Regions from separate parts of the Homo sapiens genome. Here region 2 is linked to region 1. A link is a loop called in an ENCODE intact Hi-C map of the cell type or tissue named here. Cell type or tissue: heart right ventricle. All regions are shown on one strand. Each heading gives the region's core, and the rest is flanking DNA. Links, peaks and the distances in the headings are about the cores only.

Evidence for each region. Hi-C counts contacts between places; a loop is a spot of excess contacts. Peaks named below come from ENCODE experiments on the same cell type or tissue, not always from the same donor. Only the 100,000 strongest peaks of a DNase experiment are listed, where the experiment ranks them.
Region 2: it touches region 1 in a loop (1.9-fold over the local background); 2 of 110 quality-filtered maps call a loop at or near these places.

Annotation. Positions count from the first base shown.
Region 1 is chr5:128,494,355-128,502,774 of GRCh38, forward strand. All of the region lies in intron 5 of FBN2 (fibrillin 2), which reads right to left. Among named protein-coding and RNA genes, the nearest start is that of FBN2, 40 kb to the right of the region's middle. In heart right ventricle, for the core only: a CTCF peak has its summit at 4,730 (motif pointing left); no DNase peak of the experiment used is centred there.
Region 2 is chr5:128,390,634-128,397,826 of GRCh38, forward strand. It overlaps FBN2 (fibrillin 2), which reads right to left. Exons shown (of 65, transcript NM_001999.4): 9 at 4,489-4,641; 10 at 2,502-2,735; 11 at 1,385-1,522. Among named protein-coding and RNA genes, the nearest start is that of FBN2, 140 kb to the right of the region's middle. In heart right ventricle, for the core only: no CTCF peak of the experiment used is centred there; no DNase peak of the experiment used is centred there; H3K27ac peaks cover 661 bases.

The DNA.
Region 1 (8,420 bases), core at 1,757-6,756:
AAAAGGAGGCTGGTAGCTTTATGAGGGCATTCAGCTAAGCCATGGCCAGTTAGTTTAGAGAAAGAGACAGCTAAGAAGTCTTTTTGGAGTCAGAGGCTCAAAGGCTGGCCCCAAAAATTTATCCTGCAAAGGGTCCTGGATTTAACTGGATCAGACTATGGAGCAATTTATACCCCAGGGCATTGTAAAAAAACAATTAAGAAATCAGTCAGAAATTAGTGAGGCCTAACAGATGGGTGTGATACTAACAGAAGCCAACAGCTTAACAGATCAGGGACAAGAACAGTAAAAGAGAGCACTGTTAAAACCACTGTCATCCCAGGTTAACTGGGCACATGTTCAAGACTGTGCCTCTGGGGGGCAGCATGAAAGGCTTTCCACTGCAGAAGAAACAGACTTCACTAAGATCGTCCAGCCAAGGCACTAAACAAAATAATTAAACAATAGTATCAAGACCCTGGGGTGTGGGCAGTATCAAAAGGTGCTGCAGTATCTTATTTTAATGTAGAGTTTTCAACAAAAAAACTATGATATGTGAAGAAACAGAAAGTGTGTCCATAGTACACAGGAAAAAAAGCAAGCAACAGAAATGTCCTTAGAGAGAACTCAGGACCAGCCTTAACAGACAAATACCTCAAAGCAGTCATTATGAGTATGTCCCAAAACCTAAAGGAAGCCATGCTGAAAAAACAAGGTTTACTGACAATGTCTCGTCAAAGTGAGAATATCATCAATGAGAAGACAAACTATAAAAAGAACCAAGTAGAAATTCTGGAGATAGAAAGTACAATAATTGAAATAAAAAATTCCCTGGAGATAATCAAGAGTAGATTGGAACTCGCAAAAGAAAGGATCAGTGAATTTCTGGTGATAGATCTATAGAGAGTATACAATTTGAAAAGCAGAGGAAAAAAATAAAAAAGAATGAAGAAATGTGAACAAAGCTTCAGGGAAATGTGGGACACCATTAAGCACACCAAAAATACGCAATAAAGGAAATACCAGAGGAAGAGGAGGAAAAGAACAGTAAAAGATATTCAGAGAAACAGCAGAAAACTTCCAAACTTGATGAAACACTATTAATTTATACCTCCAAGAAGTTTAACAAAGTTTAAGTAGTAAAAATGCAAAGATATCCAAATGTAGACATATCACAGTAAAAACATTAAAGACAAAAAGACAACTGTCAACAGCTGACTTTTTATCATAACAATTAAGGATAAAAAGCCTTAAGACTCTGGAAAAAGTGCTAACTTGACCTAATGCAATCAGAAAGAAGCAAATAATAATGATCAGAGAAGGTACTAATAAAATAGAAAATAGAAAAGTAAGAGAAAAATCAACAAAATCAAAAGGTGGTTCTCTGGCAGATAAAGTTGGCAAACCTTTAGCTAGACTGACCCCACCTCTATAAAAAAGAGAAGACTCAAATTATTTATACTAACATCAACAATGAAAGAGGGAGCATTATTACTGACTTTACAGAAATAAAGAGGATAATGAAGTAATACTCTGAACATGAAGTGAACAAGTTTACCAACAAATCAGACATATGAAATGGACAAGTTTCTAGAAAGATAGAAATTACCAACAGTGACTCTAGAGTAATTAGAAAATTGGATTTTCCAATTAATGAGTAATTATTTTCTAATTACTAATTTATAGTAGGTAAAGGGATTCACTTAGGGATAGAGAAACTATCCACAAAGAAAGGCCCAGGCCCAGATGGCTTTACTGGTAAATTCTACCAAACATTTAAATAACAATACCAATTTTTCACAAACTTTTCCAAAATAATAAGAGGAAAGAACACTTCTCCAGTCACTCTATGAGGTCACAATTACACTGATACCAAAATCATACAAAGATATCAAAAGAAAAGAAAACTACAGACAATATTCTATGTAAATATAAAAGCAAAAATCTTCAACAAAATACTAGCAAACCAAATCCAACAATATATAAAAAAGATTATATACCACGACCCAGTGGGATTAATCCAAGGAATTTGAGGATATGTAAATCAATCATTGTAATACACCATATCAACAGAATAAAGGACAAAAACCATATGAGCATCTCAATATACACAGAAAAGAACAAGTTTCATAATAAAAACACTAAAAAACTAGGAGTAGAAGGGAACTTCCTCAGCATAATAAAGGGCCTCTACAAAAAACTCATAGATAATATCATATTTAATGGTGAAATACTTGTTACGTTCCGCGTAAGATCAGACTAGGACAAGGAAATCTGATCTTGCCACTTCTATTCAACATTTGTACCAGAGGTTCCAGCCAGAATCAGACAAGAAAAGAAAAGAAAAAGCATCCATGTTGGAATGAGAGAAGTAAAACCATCTCTATTTGTAGATGGCAACACTCACGCATTTCATGTATATTATAAAATATACATTATGAAAAAATATATTTAATATATAATACATGTAAAATCCTAAATTATCCATTGAAGACTATTAGAATTAACAAGTTCTGCAAGATTGCAAGATACAACATCAATACACAAAACTCAACTGCATTACTGTACACTGGAAATAAATGTTTCAAAAATAAAACTGAAACAACTCTATTACAATAGCACTAAAAAGAATAAAATAGAAATAAATTTGACAAAAGAAGTACGAAACTATACTCTGAAATGTATAAAACATTGTTGAAATAAATGTTTAAAAATATAAATGAAAAGATATTCCATGAAAGAAAGAAATAGAAAAAGAACAAATTGAACAATGATTTAAGACTGAAGGATATCCTTTCCTAAGTGTCTTCAACAGATGGGAGTGAGGTACAGAAATAGGTTCCTTGTTTTGAGTTATAATGAAGGGCAGCCTGATGACATGTCAACACCTGGAATACCAAACACCAGACTTAGGAAAACTTAACAATGACACATGTGGATGTACCATGGATGAGTACACACCAGAAATCCTAGATCCTCAGAGATTTGTGGATTACACTTTCTTGGGCCACTTTGAACTATGAGCTGAATTTCTAGGATCTGGTTTGATAATCATCACAAATCTAATCCCAAATGGATGAGGAACAAAATAGTGGGGGCAACAAGTCCACTTCAAACTTGTACAAAGTGGTTAAGTAATTTTAGGGATTTGCTTTGTTGTCATCGTAACACTCAAGAAAGTGGCCTGAACCATCCAGAACCAGCACGTAAAAGGAAAGGCATACTGCAGTCTCCAGGCACAGGTAATTCAAAGTATAGTCGATCTAGACTTCTATGTTTTATCATGACAAATTTCTGGCAATAAAGTGTTTTTAAAAGGGGGTGTTTTTTCTAGTTCACAGTGATGTCTCTGAGCTAGTGGAAGAGGTGGAGCCATATTTCAATATTCCTGGTAACGTGATAGTTAAAATAATTAACACAAAATCTCCAAACAGTTTTAACTGAATGATTAGGAGAGTTTGTTTCATAATTCTAGTTAAGTAACAGAAAAAAATTATTAGCCATTTGTATCATGCAATGTACCAAATTCTTTATATATGCCAGAACATACTTAGTGAAATAACTCCCAATTTAGAACCCCTCATGCCTCAACCAATTTATCCCTTTCTGACACCCACCTGAAACTAGGAAAAGGAAAAGCAAAAGCAAAAGGAAGCCCAACCCCTCTGTCCTGAGGAGGACTGTGAGACATCAGAGGGAGGCAGGAGAGAGGCATGGCAGAGCCCAGAGTTGGACCAGTGTGTCAGACACATTACTGGGAATGCAGAGGGCAGAGCACATTTGCTTCCTTTGGGGACTCCAGAAAGAGATGACCATTCAAACCCAAACCATTCTGAAGGTTGACACCATCAAAGTGATTCTTGCATGGCCCCACAGGGACCTGGAAGTTACTGAAGAGTCTGGCTAGGGCTTATGCAAAATCTCATATATTTTCTTGTTCATACATAACAGCCAATGGAAGCAAAAATCTCCAACATCTCACCAGTCACGGGATAATTAATGAATATAGCACTTTCCACTGGGATTTCCCAAAGTACCTTCCTCACTCCTCCAACTCCTTCTCCATTATCTGCTCAGCTGTTCTTTGATCTTGTCTAGTTCAGCTCTAGGTTTTTATCCTCAAGTGCTCTGTGCCTGAAAAAATGGACCTTGGTATTCCCTAGCACCAACCAAGCCCTCAAACTGTCTTTTTATCAAACGACTCTTCAGACACCACCTCCTTCACAAATTATTTATATTTTTACAAGAGAGAGCTCAAGTTCCTCTGGCTTCACTCAAATGCAGGGAAATAAACTATACTTATTTATAGCTTTGTAGAGTCATAAACAATAGAAAATACATAACTGTGAAATAAGAAATGAATACTTATGAATGTCAGTAATTATTCTAAAAAGAGAAGTATTATATAAGTAGTACTTAAAAAGTGTGCAGGGTTACATTCCTTTATATATTTCACTATGATCTCTACAATCTTACTATAATCTACAAATCTATAATGTAATAACTGATTAAGATACAGATTTAGTTTTAGCAAGATTTGTCATTAATTTCCTTCAAACGAGTAGGATTTTCCTTTTTAAAAAACTAGATAAAGCTTCCCATTCATTTACAAGTCATTCTACATATTATTTTTAAAGTTTATTTGGGTTATTTCTTAGTTTACCACATAGTAACCAAGCCAAGATTCGAAGCTATTATAAACATTCTTGGCTCAATTTTGCCCCCTGCAGGGAGTATGTACTTCTTACATTGGGATTTAAAAGTATGAGAGATGGAGAAAACCTTAACATAAAGTTGACTATTCCAAATCCAGCGTTGCCTCATCAGAGAGAGGCAAAATCTATTCTGGTAACAGAATTTTAAGACATTATAAATCTTTCAAAATAATCTAGTAGTAAATTATACCCAGAGTGGCTTCATTTTAGGCACTATTCAATGTGAAAATTGAATTATTGGATAAAATATTAGAGATATTTTAATAAATGATTTCTTAAGCCTAGCTAATTATAAAAATGCCCTGGGGTACTTTGTAAGGGCCTCATGCTATACCAATGTTTCACAAACTTCACCTTATAGCACAATTACTTCGCGGGCTTTAAAAAATGCTAATGTTTGGCCATGGGTCCTATGGCTCCAGAGATTCTTATGTAATTGATAGGGGATGAAGCCTGAGTGCCGAGATTTTTAAAAACTCCCTGGTGATGATAATAAGCAACAATGGTTGCAAATCACTGTATTCAGAGTACTGAATTTGAATCTCCAAGGAACAGATGTGGGAATCAATACTGTTGACAAAAATACTCTGGTGATTCTTATGACCAAGCAAGATGAGTAAACACTGATCTAGCCCAATGTCCTCATTTTTCAAACAAGAAATTACTTGTAAATTGACACGCTCAAGAACACAGTAATCTGTTAAATTCTAACTAAACTCTCTACTGTGACATTCAGAACTTAATTCTTTTTTTTTTTAAGATGAAAACCATCTTGTTCAAGATTTGGAATGTACTTTGTGTGCTATTTCTAAATCAGATGAAGACATTCACAAACATAAGGCTTTGCCCATATGCAAAAAGTTTGCATGCATTAAACCACGACATTAAGTATGGTCATGGGAAACACAGTCTTTAATTCGCAGAAGATGAGGCACCCACAGAATTAACGTTTCTTGATTGAGTAATATGCACTTAATAAAGTGCAACAATATTAGTCTTAAATGTCAGCTGCAGTATCACAAACTATATCATCTTCGATTGGAAGCCCCTCCTCCTGGCTTTCTGTGTGACTTTAGATAGATTTCAGGTCAAAAACTTTTTAAATGTGATAAAAAAAATTCCTGGAAAATACAGTAGAGTAAAACCATATCACAGAGTCTCCCTTTCCCACAGCTAATATCAACAACAACAACAACAACAACAACAACAACAAAGGTCAAATGAAACTAACAACACTTTTACTGTCAGCAGCTAAAGAAGAAATATGCCCAAATTCCTGACATGTTTGAAAAACAACAGACAAGGAATGAAACGGAAGAGTGTCATAACCCCTCTTCCCTCAAATGATATAGGGAATGAAAATGATGAGACTCTGACAATTCTTTTTTTTTTTTTTTTTTTTTTTTTTTTTTCAGACAGGGTCTCGCTCTTCCACCCAGGCCGGACTGCTGTGGCGCGATCTCGGCCCACTGCAAGCTCCGCCTCCCGGGTTCACGCCATTCTCCCGCCTCAGCCTCTCTCGAGTAGCTGGGACTACAGGCGCCTGCCACCGCACCCGGCTAATTTTTTGTATTTTTAGTAAAGACGGAGTTTCACCATGTTAGCCAGGATGGTCTCGATCTCCTGACCTCGTGATCCGCCTGCCTCGGCCTCCTAAAGTGCTGGGATTACAGGCGTGAGCCATCGCGCCCGGCCGAAATCTGACTATTCCTTCTGAAGAGCTGAGTTCGTCTTTAGCTTATGGATAAATTAGTTAAAAATTATAGGACTAAAATCCCTACCTACCCACATAACATCGCATTCGAAGAAAAAACAAAAACAAAAACAAAAATAAAAAAACAGAAAGGCCCAGTCATTGTGATCTCTACCAGATGGGAGAAAACTGGACAGTGAAGACAGAATTATATCATCACACAGGGTTAGTTATCCTCAGCATTAAGCACAAAGAACATAAGAACAAAGGATTCTCAGGGAGCAGCAGGCTGGGGTGAAGCCCCTTACAATCACAATAAGGAAGACAGACTAATGCTGAGGAATGATGAGACAAATACAGAAAACTAACACCAAGCAAGATTTTCTGATAGCAATGGTGCATCAGGTCCTGTAGCTGAAATGGGAGCAATCATTCAAATTTCAGGGATATCCTCTTTGAAAAAGAATACTTCCATGACAAGAGGGAGTGATCCTGACACAAAATATGTGAAGAATAACCTGAGAAAGTACAGAGCTCAGATCCTTTCATCACTGCTGCCCAAATCCCAGCTGTGCTCTTCCTTTCCTCATAGGGGCTCAGAACATAATGCACTTGAAATACCTGGCTCTCAAACAGGAGCTAGGGAAGGAAAACAATCCCTAGGTAATTCTGAAAGGGAGAAAAGAAAAATTCATCTATACCAAATTAATGCAAAAGCCCATTTCAAGGAAGCAGAAGACAGAAAGAAATGGGTCGGGAACTATGTACCATACTATAATTTTTTCCTAATACACAAAGCAGATTAAGAAAAGAATACTGCATTGTAGGAAAAAATAATGAGAAAACAAAAGAAAATTATGCATGATTTCTTTGTATTACAAAGCTATTTGTTAATAAATATATAAGGAAATGAATTCAGTAACAAAAGGGCTAAATAAAGTCTAAATGATCAAACAAAACAGTGAAATAAAAGAGAAACTTCTAAATAAACTAAAAACAAAGTAAGATATCTTATATGATTATAAAACCATTACACTAATTGGCAAAAACAACAGAACAGACACTGCTAAAAAGAATTACTGATAAAGATCAAAAGAAGTAAAGAGTGGATAAAAGATCAAAAGTCTAAAAAAAGAAATCAATATACTTGAAGTAGAGAACCTAAAAATGGAGAAAAATGACTCGAAGACACAACAGAACATTTCTCCAAAATTAAGGAAGAAGACTATCATTCCAAATCAAATGATCACATGCTTTTCACTAAAACTAGTACAGAAAAAAATATATACATGATTATAAAGTAAAAACCCTTTGGGTATCCAGGAAAAAACAGCAAGTGACTTAGGAGAAGAAAGATCAGGCTAGAGTCAGACTTCTTCATAGCACACACAATGCCAGAAAACAATTGGATCCTATCTACAGAAATATGGAAGGAAAAAGGTACAAACAGCTCAAAGAAACAATAGAACGTTTCTCCAAAATTAAGGAAGAAGTCTATCATTCCAATCAAATGATCACATGCTTTTCACTAAAACTTATACAGAACAAAAAAAAAAAAATAATTATAAAGTAAAAACTCTTTGAGCATCCAGGAAAAAACAGCAAGTGACTTAGGAGAAGAAAAATCAGGCTAGAGTCAGACTTCTCCACAACACATTCAATGTCAGAAGATAATTGGATCATATATACAGAAATATGAAGGGAAAAAGGTACAAACACCCAAGTTAAACTTATCCAAGTTGGAATTTAAGTATAAAGCAACAAATCAACATTATACACAATAAGAAGGCACTCAAGCAGAGCCTAGAAAAATCACTTGACAAAAATTGAATCAATCTATAGGTGAGGTGAAAAAAAGCAACAATAAAAGATATCATACTTACTCCCCTTATGGTGGAGAGATAAAAGAGATTGTATAATGTTGGTAAATCAAGAAATTGTGGCCTAAGTATTTTAATCAGATTTTAAAATTTTACAAAACAAATGAGATTAGGAAGTGGTTTATATAATGTTGAAAGTAAATCTAAAATAAT
Region 2 (7,193 bases), core at 1,974-6,973, 100 kb before region 1:
ACGAGTGCCTGTCTCAAGGAAAAGTTTCTGCGTAGTTGTTTTGAGTTGTGCACTCCATTAGCAGCTTTTTCTGCAGAATACTATTTTTACTTGAAGAATGACTGACAAATTATAGTTATTCAGAGTTATTAATCTGGCAGACATTTTCTTGAAAATAATGCAGTGAGCCTGTCACTTTAAGAAAAGGAACAGACTGTATATTTGATGCTAATGTTAACATTCAAGCTTAAAAATGACAGAATTCAGAAAGATTATTTAACACTGTATGCTTGATTGTTTCTCAGCAATTTGAAGGCATTTTTATGAGTTTGATGGTGATATTCTCAAATATGATTTTTTGATAGTACATAGTAAAATATTTCAACTTTGGAAAGATGTGCATAATACAGTGCATCAATATATTTCAAATGACCAATGCATGTTACAAAATCCACTCAAAGCATTAGACAAACCAATGGACTTTATGTAACAGAGTACAAAAAGTGTACTAATATGGTTTCAGATTCTACATGGTTAACTAAACTTTAAGAATTACTCCTTGTAAGTTTTGGTGGAATATCAAAGAATAACCTCAATTATCTGAAAGTCTATGCAATATTCCTCTTCTTTTCCATCTATGTATCTGCTTGAGGATAGATTTTCATTCCTCAACAAAACAGAACAAAACAAAACAAAACATCACCAAACCTTAAATAGAGAAGCAGCTATGAGAATCCAGCTGGCTTCTATTAAGGCAGACATTAAAAAGGTTTGCAAAAATGTAAAACAACGACACTTGTTTCCACACATTGTTTTCAAAAATGTAGTTTTTCATAAAAATGTTACTTATGTCAACATGCAATGGATTCATTGTTGTTATTTTTGAATAAATCAATAAATGTCTTAATATTTTCATCTTTAATTTCTAATTAGGTAATTATCAAAGTAGAGATAACCAATGATTTTAAGAGTTGAAATGAGTCTGAGACCGACATATTTGAAAACTACTGCCCTGACATATCAGATTTTAGTCCATTGGTGTCTTGTCATCTTTTAAAGATGGATTCATGCTTGACGAATTGTTTTTAAAATATATTCATTGTTACATAGATTCCTTTTTATTTTTAGTTTATATTAAGAGTAAGCATTTCTAAGGAGAATGGAAAGGGAGAGTCAGAGACAGAAATCACAATATTTAGGACTTGAAAGGGTAGGAAATTCTTAAAGTGATCTAGCTCAGCATAGGTTAAGGGGGCACACTGAATAGCATACACACAGAAGAGACAGTTTGGAAATTAGCTGTATTTCAAAAGACTTAAAAAAATCATATTCATTCCAATTTGATCCTGTAATCTAATAGCTACTAAAAAAACTAAGAAGGATTATTAAAGAATCACAAACTTACCTATACAATCTCCATTTGCATCCTGCTTATAACCCATGTTGCATTCACATCGGTAGCTTGAGACAGTTGGTATACAGCGTCCATTTAAACAAAGGTTAGCATGATGCTTACAGATATCTATTGTCTGGTTCAGAATTGCTACGGAAAATTAAAGCACAATTATATTTAATCATTACAACATGCATTACTTTTCTGAATTGATTTTTAAAGGACATTTAATAGTAAATTAATTAGATGTATATCAGAAGCTCATATTTTATATTTTATTAAAACTTTAATGTGGAGAATCTAAAAAATATTACTGAGACACATGGTTGCAACTTGTATCTGTTAAGTTACAGATCTGAAAATGCTGCCCTTAATCATGTCTTTTTAAAATTACAGGAATGTTCTACCATACGTTTGAGTGCTTTCCGTTTCTCCTTTGTAACTCTGCTGAATATTCAGATATAGTAAATCGGCAATATGCCAAAAAGAATAAACATAACACTGTAGGACATCTTTAAATATTATTAGCAAGAGAGGGCTTTTAAAAAGAATGAAGTTAAATGTCAAGCACACAAATGCCAACTCTGGTCTGAAGCCCACGGTTTTCAATTTCTTAAGCAATTTAACAAAAAAGGGTGAGGAAAGGAAAGATATGTACGTTACAATATTTGGATCTGCACAGAGCAAGATATTCAGTTTATCTCAGTGGAGAAATGGTTCTGGAAAATAATTCAAGGGGTGCATGAACAGGGCAGCTTTAAACAGCCAAATGAAATACATTGAAACCAAAAACATGCTTTTTGGTGGTGTCAACTGGATTGGAGTATTACTGGGCTCTCATATGTATTTGCGAAGACCTGGGTCACACATTCTTTTCTCTAATTTAACAGAAAGTTTACAGAACATAAAAGTAATATTTTCCTATTACATTTTCCCAAATTTAGTATTACTATGTATCAGACCTTGAAACACTTTTCCCTCTGTCTCTCTCTCTCTCGCACCCACAAACACACACACACATGTGCAAGTGTGTTCATACAACCCTTTTGAAAAATTAAAATTATGTTAGATATTATAATGTCACTTGAGGCAGGAAACTAAAGAGTCCACAGGAAAACTGACCACTTACTTAGTCCAGTGATGATAGGTCCCTGTCCCCCGGCCCCCACACCGGCTCCCCCAACGCCAGGAGAAAAGCCATTGCCTCCAGGGATGGGGATGAAGCCTGTCCCTCCTGGGCCATAGCCATTGCCATTGCCACTTGGGGCAAAGCCATTTCCCCCAGTGCCTCCAGGTCTGGAACCAGCACTCCCTGGAATTCCTCCCATTGGAAGTCCATCCATGCAAAGTCTGCGATATTCCTCTAGAAGAAAAGAAAGTTGGCATTAAGCACAGGTGAATGTCTTTCTGCATAACAAAAGCCATTGGTACACTGTACTAAGTCACTTTGGGTTACCTATACTACACAATATGATTAAGTAGGTTACTATCTCAATACATGTTTTTAATGCTGGCAGTAGCAAGAAAAAGATATAGAAGTTTTAGAAAAAATTTAAAACCTATATTGTCACATTATTTTAACTGAGTTGCATAAACAATCATTTACATGTGTATTTTTATTTTATGCACCTAAGTGCAACTCATAAAATTCCAGACATAATTATAAATACAGAAAATTTACTTGTACAGATAAAAGTTAAAGCTTTATGCTAATTCATTCTATCTGTATGGTTTTACTTACATTCTCTTCAGCATTATACCTATACATTTTTCCTGTCCATTTTTTTTCAGGAGATTAGGTATTAATATTGCTCCAGAATGATATTTTTTTCTAACTTGGATTTTAACGGTAGACAATATCAAGTAAGCTTTAAAATCTGCTCCTTTTTGTCCAGGTGACAAAGTTGAGTAAAGAGAAGCAAGAAGATAGCAATTGCCTTATTGCCTTAACTGTTTGCAGACTTAAGGCACTGTATCAGAAGGAAAAAAAATTATTAATTATATACTACTAGTGGAACTGGGAGAATCCAAAATTATTTACTAGGCATTAATTCTGCCCCTTTTTGTCTTACTAATAGATTTTGGTATTTTATGACTTAGAGATTTTGTAAGAATGATTAATGTGTCATGATATCTTTTCTGTTAACAGTACATATTGGCATAAATATTTGTAAGTATATTTGAAAACTTTAATTATTTTACACGCTTTTAATTCAATGAGAAAATGATAATAGAATTGAATATATTAATATATCTTTATGTGAGAAACATTAATTTGTACTTTACTACTCATATTACACGTAACAAGAGGAACTACTTCTCATTAACCCTAATTTCCCAATATAGCATCATTTATATGGCAGTTACCACAGCGTAGTTAATGAGAGCCATCATCATACTCTTGTATGATTAATTTTCAAGATCATGAGAAGAGAGGAAATATCTTCAAGGACTGAGACATTATAAGCTGAAGGTATTCCTGAAATAAAGTATAAATGAAGACAGAGTTTTCTTCCTCATAGATATTTGAGCTCTGGATGAAAGATCAGGAGGTTTAAAAACTGAATTGAAATACTAACATTCAAAATAATTTAAAAAACAACACTTGCACAAAAACAAGTCAAACAGCTTTCAGGTATTTGTCTGATGTTACTAAATTAGATATTATCAAAACTGATCCTAAATAACAATGCTATCACACTCCCCACAAAAACACTCAAGTCATACTGAAAACACACAAAGGAAAACAAATATGACTTGACTTCAAGGACAGGAGCAAAATATATACATATATTTTTGAGACAGGGTCTCGCTCTGTCACTCAGGCTGGAGTGCAGTGGCATGATCATGGATGGCTGTAGCCTCGACAGCCCAAGCTCATGTGATTCTCCCACCTCAGTCCCACAAGTATCTGGGATTACAGGCATGCACCACCATGCCCGGCTAATTTTTGTATTTTTTGTAGAGACAGGATTTCGCCATGTTGCCCAGGCTGGTTTTGAACTTCTGGACTCAAGCAATCCACCTGCCTTGGTCTCCCAGAGAGCAAAATACAGTACTGCTACTAATTTTCCTAACAGTGTCTGTGCTGAGGAGACTAACAGCCAGCCACGTACCAGAACCTCTGACAGGACAGGCTTCAGGAATGGTTCCGATGCCCCAGCAGCGGCCAGGCTCACAGCAGCACTGCATTTTCGTCATTCTCCCCGGGAGCTCTTGTGCACAGCGGCCATTCACCAGGCCCGAGAAACACATGCCTGTTCTCTGATCTGTGCATGTATAAATAAGACAGAAGATATGGCAGAATTACCTCAGGTTCTTACAACAATCACTGTACATGAGATGAATGTAGGTGAAGTGACTCATACCACTTAATCTCTGTTATCTATTCCTTTCTTCACTCTCTTAATATCTCAGACATTCATTGAGCCAGGGACAGAACAATGAAAGACGTGGAGCAGATAGGAGGACAGACTGCAGTAAGAAGCTAAAGTCAGGCAATTCTGAAGCTTGAAGGAAAGCAACAACCCAGTCCCAATCCTCAGCCTGGAGATGCGCACTGTTGTATGTCACTGTGATTTTGTGGTTGTCTGTAATGCAGCAACATCTGACTGATGATTTTATAAAAGTTGATCAGATGCAACCTGAAACAGTGACATTTGAGAAGGCAGCTGACTAAAATGAGGGCATGAGCCATGGAAGTATCTGAGGAAAGAGCAGCTTCTGAGGAAGAAGAGAATGTGCTTCATGTGTGTGAAGAAAGATGGGCCACTATGACTAGAGAACAGCATGTGGAAGGGAAAGTGCAGGAGCATGAGCTCAGAGAGACAGCAGAGGCTATCATGGATGGTCCTATAGGCCATTAGGAAAGGACCTTGGGATTTCACTTGGATTTCGAGTGGAGGGTTTGGAGATTTCCTGGATGGTTACAATGAGAGAAGACAATGGTTTACATTTTTAAGAAGATCTCTTTGGCTGCGATGAGAACTGACTGTAGCCAGAGCACAGAGACCAGTGAGGAGGACACTGAAGACATTCAGGTGAGAGATGATGGTGGCTTTGATGAGGGTGGCAGCAGTGGAGATGATGAGGCTGAGCAGAGGGCAGACATGTTTTGAAGGTACAGCCAATGGGAACTTGCTTGGGTGTGGGGTATGGAAGAAAGAGAGTCTTAGACATTTCCTAAGTTTTTGACTTACACAGCTGAGATGGGGATGGCGAGGGAAGAAACGGGATTAGAGAACACAAGACAAGGCTCCTCTTTAAAACATGTTATATTTGGAATGTTGAATAAATGAGCCTGGAATGCAGAAGCATAGTCAGGCTGAACATATATATCTGTGAATTGTCAGTGTATATATGTCATTCTAAGCCAGAGCCAGATGAGACAGTTTCAAGAACTAGGGAAAACTGACTGTGCCAAACTAGATATTGAGAGGCAAAATAAGGTGACCACTCAGAGGTAAGCACAGTTTGGCAGGAGTGCTATGGTAAAGAGTCTGTGCATTATCCAGTAGGATTTGATGTAAGGAAGTGACATGATCAAATATGACTGTAATAGAGGTCAATCTGATAGCAGAATACACAATGGATCAAAATGATCAGATAAAGGCTAGAAGACAGGTTATGATGATTGCAAAAGACTGCATAAAATGCAAAGTTGCATAGGGATAAATTATCAATATCATCTGTAAACTTTATGGGTTATAACTGAAACTGCCTTTATAGTAACCAATGGAAAAAACTGTGAGCTTCATTAACAACATATTATTCAACCCTATCAAGATGCTTTCAAAGTTGTTTTGTCTATGATCACAAGAAGAAAGATGTACCACAGCAATCAGGATCTGCATATCAATAATGAAGATGAAACTGTTAATTGCTTATAATTCCATTAACAGGTAAAGTTAAAATTTTTAGCACTGGATACAGAGTTTAAAGTAAGCACATTATGTCCTCTAATGGCCCATATATAGCATGCCTCAGATTGCTTTTAAGCTATCATAAAATAAATGAATTACCTTTAAGATACTCTGTATAAGAATCGAACAACTCCTTCTATTTCTCCCCAAAATCCCAGTAAGACCCAAAACCGAGCACTAAATGTGATGTATGCACACATAATTAAAGGCACTGCAGAAATTTCAAAAACTTGAGTTGGATTTGGACAGGCTGTCATTAGGAATAATTTCACAACTAAGTTTCTATTCCTAAGAATAATCACAGGAAACAATTTTTGGAATATTCATTTTATGAACCCGAAGTATCATATACTACCTCCTCAAGGCCAGGATGTAAATTAAAATAAGAAAGTTCCAAACTCTTAACAATAATCACTAACGTTATAAAACACAATCAGTGCTACAAGTTAGGATGAATATATTTATCTCTTCAAGGCTTCTACAAGAAGGAGGTTGTAATATAGAATTTGAAAACGAAACAACAAAAAACAAAACCATAGCCTTGAGTCAAGAGACCTAGTTTTACATTCAAATATTATTAATTGTTCGATTTTCAACCGTATTTAACTCTTCTTCTGTACAGAACATGGTTGGTGGGAGAATGAAATAAAACAACATATGCTCTATTTCTTGCAGCTTTCATGGTGAATTAGCTACCCTGAATGTTCCTCTCAATTAAAATATCCTGGATAAAATGTGAAAAAATATTTAAAAACACATCATCCAGCTCGCATGAAATGAAGGATAAAACAGAGTCCCTAAATGAGGTGAAATGAGAATCTTAGGAGGTATTTGAACAACTAATTTCACCTTTAGGCTACTATTAAACTCCGGAGACTGTGAATTTCAACTCTGATAGT